2 separate regions of the Homo sapiens genome follow, and region 2 is linked to region 1. A link is a loop called in an ENCODE intact Hi-C map of the cell type or tissue named here. Cell type or tissue: ascending aorta. All regions are shown on one strand. Each heading gives the region's core, and the rest is flanking DNA. Links, peaks and the distances in the headings are about the cores only.

The links. Peaks named below come from ENCODE experiments on the same cell type or tissue, not always from the same donor. Only the 100,000 strongest peaks of a DNase experiment are listed, where the experiment ranks them.
Region 2: it touches region 1 in a loop (2.5-fold over the local background); 3 of 110 quality-filtered maps call a loop at or near these places.

What each region holds. Positions count from the first base shown.
Region 1 is chr2:128,359,937-128,365,302 of GRCh38, reverse strand. No RefSeq gene overlaps it. Among named protein-coding and RNA genes, the nearest start is that of HS6ST1, 44 kb to the right of the region's middle. RefSeq lists enhancers at 2,251-2,789, 2,790-3,328, 3,329-3,868. In ascending aorta, for the core only: no CTCF peak of the experiment used is centred there; DNase peaks (open chromatin) are centred at 2,232 and 3,392; H3K27ac peaks cover 1,032 bases.
Region 2 is chr2:128,420,024-128,425,389 of GRCh38, reverse strand. The region is part of intron 1 of LOC105373611 (a long non-coding RNA gene); the gene reads right to left. Among named protein-coding and RNA genes, the nearest start is that of HS6ST1, 100 kb to the right of the region's middle. In ascending aorta, for the core only: no CTCF peak of the experiment used is centred there; DNase peaks (open chromatin) are centred at 399 and 2,599; H3K4me3 peaks cover 284 bases; H3K27ac peaks cover 3,130 bases.

The DNA.
Region 1 (5,366 bases), core at 262-5,261:
AATATCCCATGTGGAAGTGATGTGCTGCGCCCTCTAAGGCTTCCTGGTTTTCTGGAGATGCCCGCTCTTGGAACCGGCCTCCCTGCCTTAAAGAAGCCTATGAAGAGACCTGCGCTCACATGAGCTCCCAGGTGATGCCTGCAGCAGCCTGCCAAGCGAGTGTGTCCTTTTGGAAGAGACCCTCTGGCCCCGTCAGGGGGCTCGCAGTGACACCATGAGGGGCAGTCTCTGCCTAGCCAAGCCCAAATTGAAGATTCATGAGAAAAACAAATTCTTGTCATTTTAAACTTGTTACCCCATAATAATGTGGTTCCCACATGCTGTTCTCCCACTGTGAACCCCAGTCCACCAACCCACAGGCCAGGGGGGCAGGAAGGAGTGGCCATGTGGCATCCTACAGATGTGGCCCACAGGTGCTGCTGTGTCTCCAGCAAAGGCAAGGGAGCCCACTGGTGCAGGGGTAAGGTGTCTTCAAGGGTCTGGGGCCCTGGGAGTGTGGGCACTGGGCAGGGCAGTCACCAGGCTATAGCCTGGAGCCCAGCCCAGGGCCATGGGTGGGGGCAGTGTGGGGGTCTCATAACAGCTGCCCTGAGAGCATGTGCCCAGCTGGAGAGGGCAGGGCCTGGCACAGAATGCACACTTGATTTTGGCTGCAGACAACCCTCCCGGGCTCACCTGCAGGTGGAGAGGCGCCAGAGCCCCCACGCCGAGGGAGCTGCTCGGGGCCAACCCCATGGAGAGCGGCCATGTTCAAGTGGGGCCTGAGCCACATGGGACTCCAGCTCCCTGGCCGGGCCTGGAAGGAGCAAGAGGAGAAGGGCTCCTAGAGTGGTATTCCAGTTGGCGCCAGCCTGGCCCAGACACAGAGGATGGAGAGCATGGAGGCATAGAGGTACTGCAGGTCCCAGTCCTCTTCCTCCAAGCCTTCACTGCCCATTTCCCCATGGATGGGCGGAAAAACCAAGGTCAAGTTTCAGGAAGCCCCTCTCACAAAAGAACCTCTCACGCACTGCCCCCACGCAGCTGTCCATTGTTTCCATGAGAAAAACAAATTCTTGTCATTTTAAACTTGTTATCTGATAATGAGGCAGCTCCCCTCCAGCAGTGAATGCCAGTCCACCAACCCCCAGGCAAGGACGGGCAGGAAGGAGTGGAGATGCTGCTGTGTCTGCAGTGATGGCAAGACAGCCCGCTGGTGCAGGGGTGAGACGTCATCCCAGCCTCTCTCACTACCCATCTGCACAATGCGCACGCTCTGCAGAGACTTCGTGGAGGGAAACAGCCAATCTTACAAGGAAAATTGCAGCACGTGGTAAAGTCCAGGAAAGCTGCTACTCCCCTCACGCTCCAAGCCCTTGCAAAGGGGGCTCAGCAGGATAGGTGGGTGGCCAGCCGAAGAGGAGGAAATCCCTCACAGTGAGAAGGCAGGCACAGGCCCAGTGGTAGGGGCATCAGGCCACCAACCTGGGTTCAAGGCTCCTGGGGGTCCAAAGAAATTGAGCAACCCTTTCTAAGATCATATCCCAAGAACCAGATGTCCAGTGACATATTCATAGTTCACCACTGTGTCACTAGTATCTTACACACACACCTTATCTTTGTTAATGCGTAGGTATCATCATACCCGAAATTTAAGTTAAAATAGAGCTTTAAAAAAATGTTACTTTTAGTGTTTCAGTATGATATCCCAAATAAATCTCCTTTAAAAGGATGTTCTGGGCTGGGCGCAGTGGTTCACACCTGTAATTTCAGCACTTTGGGAGGCCGAGGCGGGCAGATCACTTGAGGTCAGGAGTCCAAAACCAGCCTGGCCAACATGGTGAAACCTTGTCTCTACTAAAAATACAAAAATTAGCTGGGCGTGGTTCTACACGCCTGTAATCCCAGCTATTCAGGAGGCTGAGGCAGGAGAATCACTTGAACCCAGGAGGTGGAGGCTGCAGTGAGCTGAGATCGTGCCACTGCACTCTAGCCCGGGTGACCCGAGTGAGACTCCATCTAAAAAAAAAACAAAGACTTTTCCATGACACTTTGGTCTCCAAATTAAGTAGCATCATTTTTGGTGCCCTTTCCTTGGTACCACACGCCCTGGGGCCTAAGTCTCCCACCCCCTTCCTGAGTCCCCTGTGGAGCAAGTTTCATCTGACAACATTCTGGAAAGCCCCACCCCAGTCGCTTGGGGTGGAGACTGACTGGAGCCCAAGCCACCAACTCCGCACCGCTCCTGCCTTCCCCGGAGCTGAGTCTGGAAAGGATGCAGACATGCTTGGAATCTCAAAAATGTGCCCCTTCTCAGGCCTCTGCCTGCACCGCAGCTCACTCAGCCTCCTGGGAGTCAGAGAGTGGAGCTGGGGCTCCAGGGTGGTCTGGGAAGGAAAACCCACCCCCCACCCTCCCAAGACAGGGTGGAACTCCTGCCCCACCCCCAACCTAGCACATAGATTTCCTCTGCGCACCCCCAGAGCTGCCTGCAGGCCTCAGTGGGGCAGCTCCAAGGAGGAACACTGGCTCTAATCATCGCTGGTAATGCAGCCCTGGGGGACACCATCCCAACGCCATGATCTTCAGGAAGGCCCAGCCCTCAGGGGCCACAGCAGACAGAATATGGCAGACAGAGGACCGTAGACAGGGAACAGGAGACAGGGAAAGCAGACAGGGGATGGCAGGCAAGAGACAGCAGACGAGGACTGCACGCAGGGAACAGGGGATAGCAGGCAGGGGACAGGGGGCAGTGGACAGGGGACAGCAGACAGAACAGTAGACAGGGGACCGCAGACAGGAGACAGTAGTCAGAGGACGGTAGATGGGACAGCAGACAGGGGACAGTAGATGGAGACGGCAGATGGGGACAGTAGATGGGATGGTAGACAGGACGACAGACAGGGGACAGCAGGCAGGACAAAAGCATCTTTCCAGCAGCTCCTGCCTGGACTGAGCCCTCCCACACTCTGCACAGGGCCTAGAGGAGCTGGGAGGTTAAACACGTGCGGTGAGCCTGCCTAAGAATCTCATCTCAGTGGCTCAAGTGCAAAACAATTTTATTTTTCCTCCAATCACTGCCTTCAGCCATATGTGTTAAATCTCTCTTTAGACACATCCAAGTATAAAAATCCAGTCCAGAAGAAAAGGTGTCCGTGCACTGGAGTCTAGTTAAATGTGCATTTCCCCTCCACGCTCCTGTCTCAGGGCAGAGCAGAGGCTTAGGGCTGCAGTGCCAGGGACTGCACTAGGGGTGGCCTCTTCCCCTGAGGATACACCCGACAAGGTTCCAAGCCTGCCAGATCCCAGCCCTCCTGGGTGCATCCACAGCACAGCACCAGGTCAGCCACGCTCGGTGGTGCACTCTGCACTCACAGGAAGCTCCAGCCTCCTGGACACACCAGATGGACAGAGGTGTCTGGCTCTGCCCTGGCCCCGCTTTAATCCTCTCCCTGCTCAAGGAAGCTGGGGACAGAGCAGCACATCAGTCTGGGCCACCACGCGATGGAAGGCCCGTGCCCCCTACCTGCATGACCCTCCAGTTTCCACCGAGGACCCTCCTCACCTCCCAGGGTACCCTCAATTCTCTTTTCAGCTTGTCTCTCAGGATGAAGGCAACCACTGCTGTCCCCACCACCCTTGCTGAAGTGCTTCCATAAAGCACATGCACCCAGGGAGCTATCTGGTCAGCTCTGCCTGCTCTAAGGTAGTACCACAGCCTGGGAGGCTTAGCAGCAGATGCGTGTTTCTCACAGTTCCGGAGGCTGAAGTCCAAGATCAAGGTGCTGGCAGATGTGGTGCCTGGTGAAGGCCTGCTTCCTGGTTTGCTGGTGGCCACCTTCTCACTGTATCCTCACATGGTGGAGAGAGATCGTCTCCCGTGTCTCTTCTTAGAAGAGCGCTAATCCCATCATCAGGTCAGGACCCAGCCTCATGACCTCCCCTAAGCCTAATCACCTCCCAAAGGCTCCACTTCCTCCTAAGATCTTCACATTGGGAGTTAGGGCTTCAATGTATGAATTTGGGGGGCACAAGCATTCAGTCCATAACAGTACAGATACCCATGATACTGTGAAAATTACGATGGGCATTGTATGAATGACACGGTGTCACACTTGTATCACCTCCTGCAAAACCAGCTGGGCTCTGCCCAGCGGCCTCCAGCCATTGGGGCAGGAGACTGGGAAGGACAGAGCAGACCTGCAATGGCGGAGCAGCCTCTGTAGGGCCGAGCTCTGCCTGGGGCTTTCTGCAGTCTCTCTCCTGTAGACCTCAATAACCCCATCATCTCCATTTCACAATGAAGAAACTGACCCTGAGAGAAGGTGTGTGATTTGCCCAAGGTCACTCAGCCAGCACAGAATGAAGCAGACAGCCTGACCCACATCTGAGTCTACACCAGCGATGTTCCAAAGGCGGCCTGGGGGACCCCCCAGCGTCTCAGGATCTTTCCAGGGATCAGAAAGACCGGACTTACTTTCACAGTAACACGGAGCCCTGATTTGCCTTTCTCATGCATTTTCTCACAGAGGTATCCAGGGGGCTTTCAGAGGCTCTTGATGCATAACGCAGCCTCACCCTGATGGCTGACAAAACGTGTGCTTCTGTCTTCCCGTGTTTTGCAAATTTATCAGTTTTAAACTCTAATGTAGTGAACACAGTTGTAACCACGGAGTGCTGGAAGATGTTAAACCACCAGCTCTCCAAGCCATAGGGCCCCACTATGCAGTATTTGCCACTTTCCGTGGTGTAAATATTTTCACCATGATCGATGTTAAGCCACCAAAATAACATCACTGGGTGCAGAGGTGGAAAGAAAGTGCACAGTCAGTTCTTGCCAGCTGGTGAGACAGCTGAGGCACATCACTGAAAAGACGCACACAAAACAGGAGCTCTTTAGGGTCCTCCCTATTTTTAAGGGTGTAAAGGGGTGCTGGCATCAAAAAGTTTGAGAACACTACTACATCACCCCTGACTGAACAAGGTGCAAAGAACTGCAGGAGGTGCCATCAGGACTTGGGAGGCAGGGGATCTGGTCTCCACCTTCTGGAAGCACCAGCCTAACTGGGGAGCCCCTGATGGGACTCAAGCAAGTGAAGGGAGAAGATGTCTGGCCAGGGTTGGAGAGAGGACGAGCCTGTGGCCTGGAGAGGCCCCGGGGGCACGGGCCATCAGCTGGGCGCTGGTGCCATGGGGAAGCCTGGGCTCTGTTGTCAGGATGCCCTGCTTTCTGGTGAAATCGGCTGTGATCTCCCCATTGGCATCAGTGCCCTGGACACTCAGGGTCCCACGGCCGCCAGGCATGCTGAGCAGGGACACAGGTGGAGCAGCAAGAAGCCTGGTGGTTTGCAGACTGACAGGGCAAGGGCCCCTCCAGAAGGGAGTGG
Region 2 (5,366 bases), core at 292-5,291, 60 kb before region 1:
ATCCTGCTCCAGGCCAGCAAGAGGAGTGCGTTCTGGAGACCTCAGAGCACGGTTGCACCCAAAATCCTGTTAAGAGGAGAAGTCTCATGATACATGCTCTTACCTCAAAAAAATTAAAAATAAATAAGTAAATAAAAAGAAAACAGAAGTGTTGGGCCTGTGCCGCCGCCCAGGGAGCAGCCCGCACCCCTCACAAAGACAGGAGGCCTGCCAGAAACAGGCTGGAGAGGCACCCTCATCTATATGCTAATTAGCCCGTGCAAGAATTACAGGGTTAATTAAGCAGCGCCGCCCTCCCTTCATTTTATCTGCCCTGGACACTGAGGCAAGAGGAGGAAATCACAACCTCTGATCAAATTAGCTGTCCCCCGGTGCTCTGGGCCACTCCTCTCTGCCAGGCTTGGCGAGCCAGCTCCTGGAGTTAATCATGTTTATTTCACAAGGCACCAGGGATTTAAAACGTGATTAGGAATCAAACCCAGAAGCAACCAGCCTGACCCTTCCACTATCAACTTCCTCTGTACAAAGGGGGTGTTTTATCGCTGATAGGTGGCAAATACACACCAGGCCCCATCCTCTCTGCCTCAAGGGGGATTATCGGTCAGTGGGTAAATGACTGTCAAGTCAGGAGGGGGATGGAGGAAGGAGGCAGGGCTCTCTCTTGCTCTCCCTGCCCTTCACCCGGCATCCCAATGCTTAATACTGTTAAAGGGCCAAAGGCTTTTTTTATGGTTCTGCCCACTGTGTGGTCTCAGGTAAGCAACTTACATTCAGTGAGCCTCAGGTTTCTTACTCATTAGGTAGGAATATGCCATCCATCCAGCAGGGTAAGATGGATGTGAGCTACGGGTAGCATGGATGCCCTGGGCATCAGCATCAGGAATGTTCATTTTCTGCCTTCCTTTCCTTTCACCCCAGCATCCCGGTCTTGAGCCCCTGTTGCTCCACCCCCCATAGTCCAGTCAAAGCTCTATCCCACCCCACCCCCAAAAGCCTCCCTGATAACTCAGCACAGACATGGTGGCCCCCTGAAACTCCATGGAGAACATGCATCTGAGCACTGGGTCACATACCCTTGCTCCTCTAAAGAATTCTCCCGGCACAGAGGAGGCATCAGTGATTCTGTGCTGAATACATGAACTGAAAAGGCTGAAAAGTCACTGATTCCAGGCTCAGTAAATAGATGACAAGAGAACGATTGGCCTCCCACCCAATGTCCTTGACAGACATAGCTAATCAATCACCACATGCTTCCCTGCCAGGGCCCAGGCTAACCTCATAGGCTCAATAGAGCACCCCAAACAGCCACTACCAAGCAATCACAGTTGGCCAGTTTGTCCATCCCAATTTAGCCATTTACATGCTGAGCCCCAGGGAGAGGGAGAGAGCTCTCCCAGCTAGTTCATGACAGCTCTCCAGACACTCCCTCCATATCCCAGGCTGAGTTCACCTGTGTTGGTCTCATGTCCCTGGACACAGCACATTCTCAAAGGGCCCAGACCAAGTCCCTGCCCCACATGGAATCTAGCTCAAGGCATGTGGTGACCAGAACTCATGTAGCCATTCAGATTTTCAACTCCCAAGAGTGCACATCCTGCATAATCCTGAGACTAAGAATATGATGGACTTTGCTCCTGAGATTAAGTTCTATCATGTGACACACTGACTCTAAGATTGGGAGATGGTTCTGGTGGGCCTGACCTGATTGCATGAGCCATTTATTTATTTATTTATTGAGATGGAGTCTCCCTCTGCTGCCCAGGCTGGAGTGCAGTGGCGCAGTCTCACTGCAACCGCCGCCTCCCGAGTTCAAGCGATTCTTCTGCCTCAGCCTCCCAAGTAGCTGGAACTACAGGCTCGCACCACCTCACCCAGCTAATTTTTGTATTTTTAGTAGAGATGGGGTTTCACCATATTGGCCAAATTGGTCTCAAACTCCTGACCTTGTGATTCACCCTCCTCGGCCTCCCAAGGTGCTGGGATTACAGGCATGAGCCACCACGCCCAGCCCCTGCATGAGCCCTTTAAAGTAGAGAGTGTCCTTCCTCTGCTAGCGACAGAAGAGCAAGTCAGAGCTTGGAAGCATGAGAAGGACTCTCTGTGCCTTTGCTGGCCTGAAGACAGACAGGCCACCTGGCAAACGGTGCAGCAGCCTTCAGAAGCTGAGAGCAGCCCCAGCTGACAGCAGCAAGGGAACAGCACCTTAGTCCTGCAACCACAAAGAACCGAGTCCTGGCAACAAAGAATGAGCTAGGAAGAGTTTTCCCACCCCGCCCCCAGCCTCCAGAAGAGGACTCAGTCCAATCAAAACCTTCATTCTCCCATCGTGATTCCCTGAGCAGGATGCTCAGCCACAGCAAGCTGGACTTTTGACTTACAGAAGGAGGAGCAAAAAAATAGGTGTTTCTTTAAGCTGCTGTGTCCTGGCGATTTGTTACACAGCACAGAAAACTAATCCAGGGCAATGTGCAACGAAGGCTCAAGGAACTCATCTGAAGTGAATGAAATTGGGTCACACTTGATCTGCTGGGGCCAGAGGAGGATCTGCCTTGAACTCAATTCTTTCTCCTTAGACACTAGGAGAAGTGCCAGCGGCTCCACCACCATGTTCTCATCATGCCTTAAGCAAATCTGACTCAACGAAAGAAAATTCTCACTATGCTCCAAGAGCATATTAATAGAAGCAGGAAGGAGAGAAATCCTAGGCAGACAGGGGCAGGTCCCCAGTGAAACCCGACATTCAAGCCAAAAACAGTCTGAAACCCACAGACCAGAGTGAGAACTTCTATTCCTGTTTGCCTGCTCTCTCCCAGTTGGTTCCTTCTGAATAATGCCTTTTAACCAATCGAATGTTGCCTTTTCCAATACTACCTGTGGCCCACCGGCCCCTATGTGGTACCTATAAATACCCTAGACTCAGTCAGTAGAGGGAAGACAGCCTGACTTTGGGGAGGAGACCTCCTGACTTTGGGAGAAGATGACCTGCCCTTCCCATCCCCTCTCTAGCTCCCCTCTCCACTGAGAGCTGTTTTCATCACTCAATAAAATTCTCCACCCTCACCATCCTTCAATCATCAAACGTGACCTCATTCTTCTTGGATGCTGGACAAGAGCTCAGGACCTACCGAGTGCGGGTACCCGGAGAGGCTGTCACACTGGCCCTATGCCCTCACCAGTGGAGGACAGCTGCCCCATGAGATGGGGCAAGGGGCTGACTGAGCTGCTAACGCACCACCATCCATCGGGCTGTGGATGGCAGAACTAAAAGAGCTAATTAGCATGCTAATACCCTCTCTGGGGCTTCAGGGTCATGGCTACCCTTGTCTGGGCGCTGCTGCATTCCCCTCGAAGCCACACACCTGGTCTGGCTGCGGGCCCTGCACAGAGCTTGCTCCTGTGTCAGTGGAGTGGCCGGCTGGATCCTGCACTCACTTGCTCAAGTGCTCCCTCCTGCAAGGGGCTGAGAACAGCGAGCCGAGTAGACCAGGCACCCCTGCCGCGAGTCTGGCGAAGGGGCCAAGAAAAGTCCTGCATTGATATGAACTAGAACCATCCCTGACCAGCTCATCAAAAGCTGCTGTAGATTTTCCTGAGGAGGCAGGAGGTGGCCCCTTTGGCATCTCTGGCCCACTGCAGGGTAAGAAGAAAAGGGAGGAGGCTTTGAGGGACATCAGACTACTTTCTTTTTCACAAAGCTTCAGAATTCCTGTTGCTGAAGCCATCCTTTTAAGCCTTGCACCCCTAACAGTGTCTAGCCCCAGCAGGCTTATCTCAAGCCAGTGTGTTACCTGCCTTGGCACTACCGCCCAAGACCTGCTGTCCTCCACAGAACATAAGCCCCCCATGGGCAGGAGTTACCATCTTGCCCAGTGCCCCATGCCCTTCGCCAGCATACTGCCAGGTGCGTAGGAGGCATCCACAAACACCTCATGGGTTGTAAATGCCTCGGGAGCCAGCAAACCGCACACAACAGCACACAGAAAACACGTGTGAGGTAAACTTCTGAGCGGCCACAGCTGGGGTGAGCGGGAGCACTACAATTCTTACAACTGGTCGTGCATGACCCCAGACTCACACATACACAGGGAAGATCAATCACATGCATTGTCAGCTCTCTCTCACAACACACCACTAAAATGATATCAATAGATTTAAATATATATATATAAGCTCATAAGGACTGAGAGAATGGGAGAGAAGACAGCAGCAAATCCAAGAATGCAATACATTTTGGAATCTAGAAAATGGATGGAGGAGAGTAACTGAGCTGGAGAGCCCAGGCAGCTGCCCTCAGTGAGGCACAGAGGCAATGCCAAGAGGAAGTGATCCCTGGCCCCAAGCCACCCTCTGGGCCCAGGAGAGGGGAGCCCAGAGCACACCTGAGGGGCAGCAGGAAGCGTGGGCCACAAAATGTATTATTCCAGCCAAGACAATCTGGGGAGGGGTGCTATTAATAATTATACCAGGACAACAGATGCAGCCTGGGCTGGCCTGGGGGCGGAAATCCTGGTACTGGCAAAAGTTCGTGTCTTCGTCTGTTTTGTGCTGCTAAAACAGACTACCACAGCCTGGGTAATTTATAAAGAACAGAAATGTATTTCTCACAATTCTGGAGACTGGGAAGTCCGACATCAAGGCGCCAGCATCTAGTTAAAACCTTTGTGCTATGTCATCCCATGACAGAAGACAAGAGGGCAAGAGAGACAGAGACAGAGAGAGAGCAAGAGAGGACCAAACTCTTATTTAAAAAAACACTCTCTCAGTAAGGAACGCACTCCCTTGATAGGGACATTAATCCATTCCTGAGAGCTCTGCGTCTTTTGGGTCTATTAATCACCTCTTAGAGATCTCACCTCTCAGCATTATAGTATTGGGGATTAAGTTTCCAGCACATGAACTGTGGGGAATACTAACATTCAGTGATAATGGCACTAGACACTCAAGGACCCTCACTCCTCACTGAGACCGCAAGTATAGTGGAGGGAAGGCCTGATGTGCAGAGAGACGTGGAGGATGATGACGTCTGCACTCAAAATGGGGAAACCACAACCTCCTGGACCACTCCTGGCTCCTACCCCAAGAAAGTACATACAAGGGCTGTTGTGCAGACGAGACTCCAAGGCTTCATGTTTGGGGTCCCCGAGGATAAGTTCCCATCATCACCTGTTCACTATACGGCAAGGTTCCACTCATACCCAAAAGCTCCCTACTCATTTTTAGTGCTTTGTCCTTAAATACAAATTGGCAGCCAACAGTCACCAAACATTTGAGGAAATCCTCCAACAGGGAAAAAAAGAAACTAAAGCAATCGGGGGGAAAGGGAGGAAAAAATAAAGTCAGAAAGATATTGCAGACACAGAACAAGA